Regions from separate parts of the Homo sapiens genome. Here region 1 is linked to region 2. Evidence: chromatin loops called from intact Hi-C (ENCODE). Cell type or tissue: heart left ventricle. All regions are shown on one strand.

What was found. A loop is a pair of places that touch in the nucleus more often than their neighbours do. Peaks named below come from ENCODE experiments on the same cell type or tissue, not always from the same donor. Only the 100,000 strongest peaks of a DNase experiment are listed, where the experiment ranks them.
Region 1: it touches region 2 in a loop (4-fold over the local background); 10 of 110 quality-filtered maps call a loop at or near these places.

What each region holds. Positions count from the first base shown.
Region 1 is chrX:7,582,733-7,590,732 of GRCh38, forward strand. No RefSeq gene overlaps it. Among named protein-coding and RNA genes, the nearest start is that of VCX, 260 kb to the right of the region's middle. In heart left ventricle, a CTCF peak has its summit at 3,570; no DNase peak of the experiment used is centred here.
Region 2 is chrX:7,129,159-7,137,158 of GRCh38, forward strand. The region is part of intron 1 of PUDP (pseudouridine 5'-phosphatase); the gene reads right to left. Among named protein-coding and RNA genes, the nearest start is that of STS, 15 kb to the right of the region's middle. In heart left ventricle, a CTCF peak has its summit at 3,450 (motif pointing right); no DNase peak of the experiment used is centred here; H3K27ac peaks cover 1,266 bases.

The DNA of each region.
Region 1 (8,000 bases), 450 kb after region 2:
AAAAAGCAGCATTATCTCTCCCAGGGAGAGTATGACATAAGATGTTGCCACTATTGTCTCTGCAGCTCAGGTTTCTGCTTCCTGACCATTGATTTCCTGCACAGGTAAAGAACTGTATTAATTGGGGTTCTTCAAACAATAGGATATGCCAAAGAACTCTATCTATCTATCTATCTATCTATCTATCTATCTATCTATCTATCTGTCATATATAATCTACATATCTTAGTCCATTTGTGCTGCTATTACAGAATACCATATATAATTATAAACAATATATTTTTTTCTCACACTTCTGGAGGCTGGGAAGTCCAAGATCAAGGTGCTAGCAGGTTTGGTGTTATGTGAAGGCTGCTATTTGCTTCCAAAGTGGCTTCCTATTGCTGCACTCTCTGGAAGGGACAAACACTGTGTCTTCACATGGTGGAAGGGATGCAAGGGCAATAGTGTCAAATGCTGTGTGAAGTCTCTTTTATAAAGCCTTTAATCCCTCATAAGTGCTCATGACCTAATCACCTTCTAAATACCCCACCTCTTAATACTATTGCATTGGAATAGTGTTGTTTCAACATAAATTTTGAAGGAACACAAGCATTCAAATGATAGCTCACTCACTGTATCTATCTATCTATCTATCTATCTATCTATCTATCTATCATCTATCTATCTATCTAATCTATTGAAAAAGAGTGAGAAAGAGAAAAATTTACTTTAATGACTTGATTCATGTAATTGGGGGTCTGGCACGTCTGAATTCCATAGGATAAGATGACAGGCAGGAAACTCAGGCAAGAGTTTCACAGATTCCTACTTTGCTGTTTCTCAGTGCAGAGGTTTATTCTTTGGACTTTCAGGATAAACCAAAGCTAGGCACTTCTGTATGCCAGTCAGCAAGGAATCATTCTTTTGTGGTGTGCAGAGCGTATAATACCCATTGAGAATGGATTGTAAAAAATTCAAGAGGGTTCCTGTGCTAGTTATTAAGCATTTATCTCTCAGTTCCAAATCCACCATCTATATTCTCCACGGTGATGATGGGGCAAATGTCTTTCTCCTTTGTCAGTTGACTCTATATTTAGTGCTACCAATAGGGGGACCTAGAAGATATTGGCGGACAGGAAGAGGTGAGAAAGAACTTACTACATCTTGTAAGGTTGCTATTGCTGTCTCCTTCACTCCAGCAACGGCACTTAACCTGGCAACATCAGTTGGTTCCAGTGTCTGTGTGTCTCACCTGCACACTTAGTGACCTTTGCCTTGCCAGCTTGTTTTTTAGCCCCAAGATTCTTGCTCCACCACATGTTTGGGGTCCTGGACACTCCAGTAAGCTCTTCCTGGATCCACCTCTTAGAAAAGAGGTACTGGGTTAGATATGATAGCATTTATATTTTGTGCTATGACACTTACACATTCTGACATAAGCATGTGGAATTTCTTGTTATTTTATTTCCCAGGGTTAATTTTGTATATGTGTATGAAGACAAAAAATAGGATGTCTTTTTTTGTTTGTTTATTGGTAGCTACCAAGATACCCAAGATTGATTGACCAGTGTTTGTTGATGACACCAAATAATGTTATTTTACAAGGCCTCTTTAAAAATGTTAGCTTTCTGAAACTGAAATATTTATTTAAGCATCAGACAGATAACACACACTTCACCACCACCCCTCCCCCATTCATTTGTATCATCAATTAAAAAAGCTTAGAAAACATAAAACTTTAATGCTTATTTTAACTGAAGGCTTGTGGGCTAACATCCACAGTTTATAAATGGCACTTTGGTATTTTGAAGCTAAACATTACAAGAAGTCTACGCATGATGTTCAAAAGAAGGAATGATAAAGGTAGCTTTAGGAATGTAACATCAAATCCCAACATTTCTGTCTGGCTTGAAAATCTTTCCAAAAATTCGGCAGTTTTTTGAACTGTTCAATCATTATGTTTGATTAAAGTGGCCCAATTTAGTTTTAGGTAGATACACATGGCATTCTACACGTGGCTTAGAAGTTTTTGATTGAAAGGGGAAAAAAGGGCAAATCTCTTGATGTTCGATTTTTTTTTTCTTTTTTTGAGACAGGGTCTTGCTCTGTTACCCAGGCTGGAGTATAGTGGCATGATCACAGCTCACTGCAGCCTCGACTTCCCAAGCTCAAGGGATCCTCCCACCATAGCCTCCTGAGTAGCTGGGATCACAGGCATGTGCCACCACACTTTGCTAATTTTTAAAATTTTTATAGAGTCAGGGATCTTGCCATCTTGTCCAGGTTGGTCTCGAACTCTTGGCCTCAAGCAATCCTCCTGCCTCAGCCTCACAAAGTACTGAGATAGCAGGGATAAGCCACTGTGCTAGGTTGAAACTATTTTTAAATTTAAACAGTTTTAATTGTGGTAAAATACATGTAAAATTTTCCATCTTAACAGTTCAGTAGTGTTAAGTGTAGACATATTATTGTGCAACCAATCTCTACAACTTTTTTATGTTACAAAACTGAAATTCTTTACCCAAAGCAATAATTATCCAATCTCTTTTCCCAACCCCTGGACACTACCATTCTATTTTCTGTTTTTATGAATTTGATGACTCTAGATATCTTATGTAAATTGAATCATGATGTAGTTGTCTTTTTGTGACTGGTTCATTTCATTTAGCATAATGTCCTCAAGGTTCATCCATGTAGTAGCATGTGTCAGAATTTTCTTCCTTTTTAAGTATGAATAATATTTCTTTGTGTGTATACATTATATTTTCTTTATCCATTCATCTGTCAATGAATACTTGAGTTGTTTCCACTTCCTGACTATTGTGAACAATGCTGCTATGAACATGGGAACACTGATACTTTTTCAGGACTCTGATTTCAGTTCTTTTGAACACACGCTCAGATATGGAATTGCTGGATCATATGATAATTCAACTTTTAATTTTTGGAGGAACCTCCATTAAACAGTAGCAACTACACCATTCCCACCAACAGTGCAGAAGGGTTTTACATTCCCACCAACTGTGCAGAAGGGTTCCAATATTTCCACATCCTTCCCAACACTTATTTTCTGTTGTTTGTTTGTTTGGTTTAAACAGTAGCCATTCTTATGGGTATGAGATGATATCTCATTGTGGTCTTGATTTGGATTTCCCTAATGACTGGTGATGTTGAGTATCTTCCCCTAAGCTTGTTGGCCATTTTCATGTCATCTTTGGAGAAATGTCTATTCCAGGCCTTTGTGCGTTTTAAAATCAGAATATTTTGTTGTTGCTGTGGTTAAATTGCAAGAGTTTTTGTTTGTTTGTTTGTTTGTTTGTTTGTTTGTTTGGTATCCTGGAGAGTAACCCCTTATCAGATATCTGATTTGCAATTCTTTTCTCCTGTTCCATAGGTTGCTTTTTCACTGTGTTAATTATATTATTTGCTGCACAGATGTTTTTACGTTTGAAGTAGTTTAAATTACCTATTTTTCTTTTTGTTCCCTGTAAGAAACTATTTTTAAGAAATTAGGAAACATCTCAAGATGAAGTCATTAAGCCAAGCTGAATGAAGACAAGAAGTTGTTTCACAGATCTGGCTGCATAACATGCTCGAGTCTTCCTCCTAGTGGGTGAGTATGGAAACTACTGACAGTACAATGTTCTCCAACTAGATTCAGAAGATTCCCAATACATTCAGTTCTTCTGTTCTCTTATCTCAAGCAAACACTAAATTTTTGTGGTTGGTTCAACTCAGGAAAAGTTACATTGTCAAATTTGATTCAACACAGGTGTCAGAAACAAAACCCCAAAACTATATACTCTAAATTTGCATTTTGTTGTCTATAAGTTCAATTTAAAAGTCAAAGTAATGTTACCATGAGTAAAATTTTCACAGTGAGCAAGAAAACAAAATCAGCCACCCCTCAAACTAAATCAAAGTGGCAGAGATGATTTAGGTAATTATTTTTAAACTGAACATCTCTCTATCGTTGGATATAACCATGCCAGAGGGTCCATTTGGAAGTGGCCCAGATGAAACATGCCATAAGGCCAGAAACTGTAATTCAAAAGTTCTAAATGAAAACACTCAAGTTTCATTGAGGCAAGAGGCTTGAGTGCACAATAGCAATACAAGCAGCTGTTTTTGCCACTCAGCCTTAAGCCTGAGTTTGTTTCTTTCTTTTCTTTTCTTTCCTTTTTTTTTTTTTTTTTTTTTTTGAGATAGAATCTCACTGTGTCACCCAGGCGGGAGTGCAGTGGTGCTATCTCGGCTCACTGCAACCTCCCCCTCCCGGGTTCAAGCGATTCTCATGCCTCAGCCTCTCAAATAGCTGGGATTACAGGTGCCTACCACCACACCCGTCTGATTTTTGTATTTTTAGTAGAGACGGGGTTTCACCATGTTGGCCAGGCTGGTCTCAAACTCCTGACCCAGGTAATCCACCCACCTTGGCCTCCCAAAGTGCTGGGATTACGGGCATGAGCCACCACGCCCAGCCTGGGTTTGTTTCTAACATGTGTGGTGTCAATGTCTGGTGTCACCTCTAAAAAATGCTGTTTGCATGTAAGCTGCAGTTGGGTCTTTGAGACTTGCTTTTGAAAGGATGCTGGTTAGTGTGTTTTTCCTCCTCTTCTCTGGGTAACACAAATAAGGAGCTGTCACTCATAAAGTCCCAGACACCAATTAAATTTCCAGCAGTTGCCTATGACATCTCCCTTCACAGGGGGCCTCTGAATTACATGTTGTCATAGTAAGAGCCTATGATCTTGGCCATGCTGCCTCAGCTCCTGGCTCTCGTATTGCACTTAAAAGACCAATGCTTGCTTGTGTTTCATCTTTCCTTATGCAGTCTTGGAGCATGCATTATGAGTGGCTGATTTTCTTTTTTTTTTTTTTTTTAATTATTTATACTTTAAGTTTTAGGGTACATGTGCACAATGTGCAGGTTAGTTACATATGTATACATGTGCCATGCTGGTGCGCTGCACCCACTAACTCGTCATCTAGCATTAGGTATATCTCCCAATGCTATCCCTCCCCCCCCCGCCCCACCCCACAACAGTCCCCAGAGTGTGATGTTCCCCTTCCTGTGTCCATGTGTTCTCATTGTTCAATTCCCACCTATGAGTGAGAATATGCGGTGTTTGGTTTTTTGTTCTTGCGATAGTTTACTGAGAATGATGATTTCCAATTTCATCCATGTCCCTACAAAGGACATGAACTCATCATTTTTTATGGTTGCATAGTATTCAATGGTGTATATGTGCCACATTTTATTAATCCAGTCTATCATTGTTGGACATTTGGGTTGGTTCCAAGTCTTTGCTATTGTGAATAGTGCCGCAATAAACATACGTGTGCATGTGTCTTTATACCAGCATGATTTATAGTCCTTTGGGTATATACCCAGTAATGGGATGGCTGGGTCAAATGGTATTTCTAGTTCTGGATCCCTGAGGAATCGCCACACTGACTTCCACAATGGTTGAACTAGTTTACAGTCCCGCCAACAGTGTAAAAGTGTTCCTATTTCTCCACATCCTCTCCAGCACCTGTTGTTTCCTGACTTTGTAATGATTGCCATTCTAACTGGTGTGAGATGGTATCTCATTGTGGTTTTGATTTGCATTTCTCTAATGGCCAGTGATGGTGAGCATTTTTTCATGTGTTTTTTGGCTGCATAAATGTCTTCTTTTGAGAAGTGTCTGTTCATGTCCTTTGCCCACTTTTTGATGGGGTTGTTTGTTTTTTTCTTGTAAATTTGTTTGAGTTCATTGTAGATTCTGGATATTAGCCCTTTGTCAGATGAGTAGGTTGCGAAAATTTTCTCCCATTTTGTGGGTTGCCTGTTCACTCTGATGATAGTTTCTTTTGCTGTGCAGAAGCTCTTTAGTTTAATTAGATCCCATTTGTCAATTTTGGCTTTTGTTGCCATCGCTTTTGGTGTTTTAGACATGAAGTCCTTGCCCATGCCTATGTCCTGAATGGTAATGCCTAGGTTTTCTTCTAGGGTTTTTATGGTTTTAGGTTTACCATTTAAGTCTTTAAACCATCTTGAATTGATTTTTGTATAAGGTGAAAGGAAGGGATCCAGTTTCAGCTTTCTACATACGGCTAGCCAGTTTTCCCAGCACCATTTATTAAATAGGGAATCCTTTCCCCATTGCTTGTTTTTCTCAGGTTTGTCAAAGATCAGATAGTTGTAGATATACGGTGTTATTTCTGAGGGCTCTGTTCTGTTCCATTGATCTATATCTCTGTTTTGGTACCAGTACCATGCTGTTTTGGTTACTGTAGCCTTGTAGTATAGTTTGAAGTCAGGTAGTGTGATGCCTCCAGCTTTGTTCTTTTTGCTTAGGATTGACTTGGCGATGCGGGCTCTTTTTTGGTTCCATATGAACTTTAAAGTAGTTTTTTCCAGTTCTGTGAAGAAAGTCATTGGTAGCTTGATGGGGATGGCATTGAATCTATCAATTACCTTGGGCAGTATGGCCATTTTCACGATATTGATTCTTCCTACCCATGAGCATGGAATGTTCTTCCATTTGTTTGTATCCTCTTTTATTTCCTTGAGCAGTGGTTTGTAGTTCTCCTTGAAGAGGTCCTTCACATCCCTTGTAAGGTGGATTCCTAGGTATTTTATTCTCTTTGAAGCAATTGTGAATGGGAGTTCACTCATGATTTGGCTCTCTGTTTGTCTGTTATTGGTGTATAAGAATGCTTGTGATTTTTGTACATTGATTTTGTATCCTGAGACTTTGCTGAAGTTGCTTATCAGCTTAAGGAGATTTTGGGCTGAGACAATGGGGTTTTCTAGATATACAATCATGTCGTCTGCAAACAGGGACAATTTGACTTCCTCTTTTCCTAATTGAATACCCTTTATTTCCTTCTCCTGCCTAATTGCCCTGGCCAGAACTTCCAACACTATGTTGAATAGGAGTGGTGAGAGAGGGCATCCCTGTCTTGTGCTGGTTTTCAAAGGGAATGATTCCAGTTTTTGCCCATTCAGTATGATATTGGCTGTGGGTTTGTCATAGATAGCTCTTATTATTTTGAGATACGTCCCATCAATACCTAATTTATTGAGAGTTCTTAGCATGAAGGGTTGTTGAATTTTGTCAAAGGCCTTTTCTGCATCTACTGAGATAATCATGTGGTTTTTGTCTTTGGTTCTGTTTATATGCTGGATTACATTTATTGATTTGCGTATATTGAACCAGCCTTGCATCCCAGGGATGAAGCCCACTTGATCATGGTGGATAAGCTTTTTGATGTGCTGCTGGATTTGGTTTGCCAGTATTTTATTGAGGATTTTTGCATCAATGTTCATCAAGGATATTGGTCTAAAATTCTCTTTTTTGGTTGTGTCTCTGCCCGGCTTTGGTATCAGGATGATGCTGGCCTCATAAAATGAGTTAGGGAGGATTCCCTCTTTTTCTATTGATTGGAATAGTTTCAGAAGGAATGGTACCAGTTCCTCCTTGTACCTCTGGTAGAATTCAGCTGTGAATCCATCTGGTCCTGGACTCTTTTTGGTTGGTAAGCTATTGATTATTGCCACAATTTCAGCTCCTGTTATTGGTCTATTCAGAGATTCAACTTCTTCCTGGTTTAGTCTTGGGAGAGTGTATGTGTCGAGGAATTTATCCATTTCTTCTAGATTTTCTAGTTTATTTGCGTAGAGGTGTTTGTAGTAATCTCTGATGGTAGTTTGTATTTCTGTGGGATCGGTGGTGATATCCCCTTTGTCATTTTTTATTGAGTCTATTTGATTCTTCTCTCTTTTTTTCTTTATTAGTCTTGCTAGCGGTCTATCAATTTTGTTGATCCTTTCAAAAAACCAGCTCCTGGATTCATTAATTTTTTGAAGGGTTTTTTGTGTCTCTATTTCCTTCAGTTCTGCTCTGTTTTTAGTTATTTCTTGCCTTCTGCTAGCTTTTGAATGAGTTTGCTCTTGCTTTTCTAGTTCTTTTAATTGTGATGTTAGGGTGTCAATTTTGGATCTTTCCTGCTTTCTCTTGTGGGCATTT
Region 2 (8,000 bases):
ATTAGTTATACCACAGCATTTCATTACCAACATTTAATAACATTTAAAGATCATAGAGCACATACAAAATGATATGCCTTCTTCCTTTCCATTTTATATTCTCATACTGGCTGCACTATATAGAAAATGAGGTGTGGAGAGAAGGGGATCTAATATATTGGCTCCATCTAGTCCCTGCTCTGTCATGTAACATGTGCCCATTCATTCAAGGACATAAAAATTACCTGAAGCTTCTCTGTCAATACACATGCCATGTTGGACCCGTGTTCTGAATGTTGAGACTCCAGCAGTCAACAGAACAGGCCTAGAGCCTGACCTCCATGGAGGACATGTTGTAGAGCCCAAGGTTGCTCAGCATTTTGCTGCCAGCCCCAACAGTGTGACGTACAGCTCTTCTCTGTCTTTGAGCCCTGAGCATTCTCATACCTGAGGGGATATTCCCTGAAGGCAAGAGGAATGGGATGCAACAACAGTGACCAGTGACCATCGCCTCTCAGGGAAGTGCCATTTACTAATTTATTATTTTATTGTATAACTCTCTGAACTTTTATCTTAGAATATGATTTCATTCCTTATTCAAAAACACTGACCTTTTAAAGATCTCACATCTGGGCAAGAGAACTTTAATGAAGGCAAAGGAAAGAGCCATCCTAACCTTCCTTACTACTAGAAATGTCATACTCAGACAGCACACAGCATGCAGGGCACCGTCCCGCTCTAACAAAAATCGAAAGGGTAAGGGCAATGGCTGGGTATAAAACTACATACTAGAATATGTGACACGGAGCACCGCCCAACAAATGGTTATTTTCCATGTTTATCCCCGGCATGGTGCGTGGAGTCCAAAGGTTATTCCAAAGCACTTTTCTTTTCACTCCCTTCTCTGGAAAATCAACTGTGTTTGGAAATCATGGTGCATCCCATGGTTAAATAATCTCCCTACCCCAGGAAGGAGGACTGGGCCCTCTACTTCTCCCTGACATTTACAACCCAGCTGGGATGAGAAAAGGAGAAGGGAGTAGAATAAAAGGACTTCAAAGTTGTGAGTTCGGCACCCTTACGTGTCAACAAAGATTAAGCCTGAAGTGGCAGGCTTTCACACAGGGTTGGGGGGATTCAGGTTTTGATGCAGGGTTAGGGGGAATTCGGAGGCTGATTGGAGAATGACTAGGGATCCAGAGCTGCTCCCTTTGTATCAGAGATGCACATACTACACACACACACACACACACACAAAAGGAGGAGGAGGACAAAACATGGTGGGCATATGGCTAAATTTCCAGACCCTTCCTAGGCTAATTATCCAACTGTGTGTGTGCATGTATTCTCTCTGAGGAAGGGGACTTAGAAATAAGTTTAAAATGGCTTCCAGGGGCCAGGCACAGTGGCTCATACCTGTAATCCCAGCACTTTAGGAGGCCGAGGCAGGTGGATCACTTGAGTCCAGGAGTTTGAGACCAGCTTGGGCAACATGGCAAAACCCCATCTCTACTAAAAATACAAAAATTAGCCGGGTGCACGGCTCGAGACCAGCCTGGGCAACATGGCAAAACCCCGTCTCTACTAAAAATACAGCAATTAGCCGGGTGCAGTGGTGCACACCAGTAGTCCCAGCTACTTGGGAGGCTGAGGCAGGAGGATCACTTGAGCCTGGGAGGCAGAGGTTGCAATGAGCTGAGATTGTGCCATTGCATTCTAGCCTGGACAACAGAATGAGACTCTGTCTCAAAAAATAATAATAATAAAAGTAAAAACTAAAATGGCTTCTAGGTACTGTAGCTGTTCAAAGACGAGTGTAGGTCGATGGCCACCTATGTCAGTTTTCTTCATGGGTTAACGGCACCAAGAGTTTTGTTTGTCTTAAATGGGAAATCATGGTTGTTTCCATCAATGCTGTCAACCTAAGAGGTGCCCAGTCTTTCAGTTTCCTGAAACTCAACATGTCCAAATGCCTAAAATGGAACTCATCCCTATTTTCAGGCCTCACAGCTTCCTCTAATTTCGACTTCAGGACAAGTCACTGCTATTCACCTGCCTTCTCCCTCCCATCCCTCTATGCCCAGCTGTCAGCTGAACGGCCTCTGAATCAGCCACTTTTCTTCCTTTCATTCCAACCCTGTGGGTCCTTGTAGTCAGTTGAAGGGTGGCTCCCAAAAATATATGTCCACGTCCTAATCCCTAGGGCCCGAGAATCGGACCTTATTTGGAAAAAAGACCTTTGCAGATGTGATTAAGTGAAGGATCTGGAGATGTGGCACTCTGTATTATCCCGGTGGGCCCTACATCCAATGGCAGGGGTCCTTATTTATAAGAGACAAAAGGAGAGAAGAGAAGGCCACGTGGAGAGAAGCTGAGACCGGAGCGATGCAGCTACAAGCCAAGGAAAAACGCAGCCCTGCTGATATCCTGACTTCCAACTTCTTGTCTCCAGAGCTGAGATAAAGTAATCTCCTGTTGTTTTAGGCCCCCCAGTTTGTGGAAAACTCATGCAGTCCTTCTATCGTTCATCTGGACAATGGCAACAGCCTTCTACCAGTCTCCAGTGTCTAAGCGCCAACAGTCCACATCATCAGAAGCACCACCCTTCTAGACATCGTGTGCTCGCCAGGCTGTATGATGGCTACGAGATAAAATGTGAATTCCTTAGCCTGGCACAGGGCTCGCCGCCATCTGCCCTTGGCAGGCCTTTTTACCTGTGCTCCGCCTCTCACCGAGTCCTCTTGGCCTGAAATACCCTCAGCCCTTCCTCCTCCACCTCAGTGACTCCCCAACCCTTCCGGTGGCTCATTTGGGATGCGTTTGCTCTGCTGTGAGGCACATCCGACTGGCCAACTTCCTTTTCCTGGCTCCCAAGAAAATCGAGTTGTCTCTAGCAGATGAATGATGATAATATAGAAGAACAGATCATGTCCACCCCCGCCCCCGTACAAATTACAGCACCCCTGCCTGCAGTCCCCTGAAGAACAGGGATGCTGTTGTATTCATTTGACTCAGTTGTCTCAGTATCTGGCAACTGGTGGTCCTGCTGTGAAAAGTCAGTCGGGTTCATGAATCGAAGGAACACCCTGAACATCTCAATCTCTCCTCCAGAGCCCTCATAGATCCAACTTAGGCTTTTCTTAAATTCCTTTTGAACTTAAAGCTCTCTCCTCAAATTCTCCACAACAGAAAGTGCCACCTGCCTTCCGCCATCTGAATGGAGCCACCTAAATGCTGGGAATGTTAAGCCATTTATTGTAACCACCTCTACTGCTTGGCTACCTGTATTGCTCAATGACTTGAAGTGGGCAACTTTACAGGCTTTTATCAGGTTGCTGTCAGAGAAGCAAGGTCAGCACAACTGGTTTAACAAGATGAGGGCTGAGATAAGGCTAGAGCTTCCAGAAAGGAACAAGTCATGGAGCCACACCCAGGAATAACTCACATATTTGCATTAAGAATGCAGAAGCAATGCCCAGGAGAGGGCAGCACTGACAACGCACACAAAGTCTAAGGTCATTGTGATCCACATGAACAAGGCTTCTCTTAGAAAGTACTTAAGGGCCAGTTTATGACCAAATTCCTTTGACAAAGGAATCTAGGAAAATACACTAGGAGAAAAACCTCCAAAAACATCCTGGTGAAGGCTATGCTCTCACCAAAGCCACCTCATGCAAATACACCTGGGCCCCAGAACTCTGCGATTTCACCCTCATGAGCATCAAAACCCCACAGCCACCACTGATCTCACTGCAGGTAACCAACAGAACTGCATGTGGTAAAGGTTCTCAGTAAATATTGCTATTAGATCAGAAAAAAGCCTGAAAGCCTGAAGCAGGAAATGGCAGCTGGAATGACACAGAAGTGGCTTTGAAATATTTATAAATCAGGAGGTGCCTGGAAGGTGTGGGTGGGGATGGCAAGGAATTGAAGACTGGAAGATAACTCCCAGCCATCTGCTGTGGGGCTTTCGGGGTTTGCTGCCTGGTGTGGAATGCAGGAAAAGAGCAGATCTGGCAGAGAACTAGAGGCCCCGTTTAAAATACAATGCTTCAGAGCTGCCTCTTGGCCACGCGGGTAGGAAGAGCCTGTGGTCACTGGGAAACGTAGACAGGAACTCAAAAGAGGTGAGGCCCAGCCAGGGAGGTCAAGGGGTCATCAGAGCAGAAGCATGTGCCGAAGCCATGAGCTCAGAAGAGGTTTCCACAAGAGGACAGGGCCCATAACAAAGCCATAGGGACGCCAAACAGGCACCAGGAGGAAAAGAAAGCTATGGGGAAGCCAGAAGAGGAACTATCCGTGAAGCCAAAGAGAAAGATTTCCAAGGAGGGTGCAGAAGCGGCAAAGGAAGCCGGAAGTTCTGGCAATTTAAGAAAAGGGTGCCCTCTGCACCTAGCAGCACGGACATCACTGCTACCTCTGTCAGAACAATTTCTGTGAGTGGTAGGGCCAAAAAGCCAGCTCATAGCGAGGGAAGGAAAATGGGGGAGTGAGTTCGGCAAACACAGCCCACTTTAGCAAGACACTTGGCTGAGAAGAGAGGCAGAAAGACAGACAAGCCAGTTTCAAAACACGTCCTTAAAATCGGGACACTCACTAGTCCCAGCCAGCAGAAGCAATAAACACAGCAACAGGTACATGGCATTTATTATTCTGTATTATAGATGTGATCATATAAAGATGTTAATTTCTTCAGGCTACTTCACAGAAGTCCCGTCCCCTCCCTATGAGAGGATATGATTTTACTTGATCTCAGCATAAACCCTAATGGTATAAGGGGATGCATAACATGTGCAGATGGTTACATCTCTGTTGCAAAATCATGTTAAACAGTGCAATGGGGCCGTAGGTCAGATATGAACTGAACATGTTCTTTAATCTGATTATATTTTGGTAGGCATGCAATATCCTGGAAGATGTCACACATTGCCTGTGATATGCTGCAAACCATACTCGGGGACACAGAGGATGGGTAATTTTACTAAATCAGTACAGTAAGTAAGTTGTCAATGAGATGGGCCAGGCTTCAGTTACCAACGCAGCTCATGTTTCACCTAAGCTAAAGTGGTTTTGGGCTATCAGTAGAGCCTCTCAATCATCAATGAGATAAAATTAAATCAGCTGGTAAATTAGATGTCAGCTGGTGAGAGTTTCAGTATCTACAATTGTACCTGTACCTGTGAGGGCTGGCAAAACTATGAACAAATGGTACCAAGACTGCTGGTAACTCTAAGTGATGAAGCGCCCAGGAGTAGAAGTTAGAAGTGCTGGATTTTCACTGGGATTTTCCTACTATTCATAGCTCCCCAGGTTGTCCTGCCTCAGTTTCACTGTAGACAGGACAAGTCGCCTCAATTCTAAATCTCAAATCTGATTATGATTTCACTTTAAAGAGCTTGTCACGTAAGCACACCGTATCAAAAGCTGATGAGCAGTCAGCAAAATGCCAGTACTAAACACAGGGTAGCAAATGGCAAAAAGTAAGCTAGACCTTTATGTCTACAGGTATTGTAATGGCAAAAACCGTCATTACTTTAGCACCAACCTAAATAGGAGTCATACAAAAAGAAAAAGCAGATATAAGGATCTACTTAACCAAAGGAAATGCTTTATGTTAAGATAAACGAGGCAAATAAGAGATGCAAAAAGAAAATAAGAATACACTAAAGCACTGTATTAAAATCAGCAAAATGTTTAGTATTTAATGAAATCCATGATTATTTGAGGCCAGAACAGAAATATGTGTAACACTTTGCTGCACAAAATGTTTCTACGATAACCAAATAATTTTCCTTTTAAAAAGCAAGAGTTAAAAGGTTGCCAAGCTACTGCAATTGAGGTAAATAAGGGAAAGAGAAGTCTGCGTATGAACAGGTAACCTCCAGGGAATGGCAGGGATACAACTGGGTCCAAGAGAACATACATGAGATGTGGGCAGCACTTCAGGAAGTCTTTTCCTCCCATCACTCAGTTCAAGCTCCAACCTCCAGTTTCCTAAGACCTTGGTAGCCTCAGAGTAAAAAGGGATGACACAGACCCAGTAGGCAGAAGTCAGCTGAGAGGTGCAGTGAGAGCCCAGTCACAGTAGCTCCTCAGGATCAGCTATAAGGCTACTTAGGAGCATTTTCTGTCATGTCTCATCAGCATATGATGTGACACACAGGTACCAGTGGCTACTCTTTGAAGAATTTTAGAAAGCTTTTATTCCTTTTATAAGCATCATGCCCTGACAAACTATCGGATTCCAATTAAGACATCAACAAAAGACAATTTTCCTGACATCTGTCTAAATCCTGTAGACATTTGTCTACAAATCTCCTGCACTATGAGAGAGACGAGGAACTGAAAAATGAGCACTAGGAAATGGGACTCTTCCTTCAGAATGTTTTCTGCTATAATACACATTGCAATGAATGCATTGCCACTGTAATGTTCGAGAGAGCTGAAGGTTCTGAAACTATTTCTTCCATATCTCCAACATCAATTTTCTAAAGATGCATGCTTTACATTCTTGTCTCTTAAACAGAATTAACTGACTACTACTTAATACTGCTTTTGGGGTTGTTTTTAGTGGTTCATGCTTAAGACTTAATCTTCCCTTTCCTATTTTAACTTTTCAAGTATACAGAAGAGTCAATAGTAGGATAGGAAACATCTACATACCCTATACCTGCACGCAACACACCTGAAAACATGCAGATGCCCTAACTCTTCATTCCTCTAGCTCTCTGCACGTTTCTCCTCAGAATAACACTCTCCTACACAGCCATAATACCACTGCCAAACCCAGGCAAATCAGCAATATTTCATAGTACCCCCTAAATAGCACACATCACACCTCTCCAATTGTCACAAAAATGTCTTTTATAGATTTTTTTCCCCAATCTAAGGTCCACTGAATTTGACTATGTCCCTTTAGCCTCTTTAAAAGTGGAAAAGCCAGCCCCTATTTTTTCCCCATGATAGTCAACATTTTCAAGGACCCAGTCCAGGTACCTGGTGGAACATCCTACATTCAGGATTTGTCTTGCTGTTTCCACATGACACCCCCTCCCGTGTTCCTCTACCCCTCTGAAACTGCTAGAGGTCCAGATGGATTCAGGTTAACCATTTCTGAGGTCACTTCAGAAAGCACACGTGACGTGACATGCTGCTTTCTGGATGGCAAAGCTACATCAGTTGGGCCACAGGGTCAATTGTGGCCCCCAGAGCTGCCCGCTCTGAAGGCCCGTTTGCCTCTGTTATCAGTCAGTGACTTCTGACATGGCACTGCGGGCACCTTCGTCTCCTGCATGATTACTCTATGATTTTGGCTTCCACTGACAATGCTTGTGGGAACCACTTACAGTCGGGATCCCAAAATGGTGACCTGGCTAATTCTCCCATTCTGTCCATATTTATTAACTGGCATTCTTCTGTAAAAGAGCTCACCCCCAGCCACCCTTTTACTCTTTTGAGAATCATAACACAGAGACTTAAAAAATATATAGACAGAGTATTATACTCTCTTCTGGTCATTATTCTTTTGATTACAAATGGTTCATATTGTGCCAGTGGGACCCCCCCCCCCAACCCCGCCCACTGCATCCTGGCATGAGAAAGTGCTCTGTGCTCATGTTGTATTTTACTGGTCCCGGTCCCTAGAATCAGCCACATCTCCTTAGGGCCTGTGTTCCTTTCACTGGGCATGATGTTTCCAAATGAAGGATTTAATCTTTTTTAAGCCCTCCTGAGTATCACTGTATCACTTTGGGTGAAGTAGATTTACAAACTGTGCAGAACATAGGACCCCAATGACAAATACACCTCAGTCTGAAACATTAAGTTTACTTTTCAAAAGCAGACAAAGCGTAGGCAACTGCATTTGATTTTAATAACTCTGTGCTGAGGTCAGGAGTTCGAGACCTGCCTGACCAACATGGTGAAACCCCATCTCTACTAAAAATACAAAAAATTAGCTGGGTGTGGTGGCAGGCACCTGTAATCCCAGCTACTAGGGAGGCTAGGGCAGGAGAATTGCT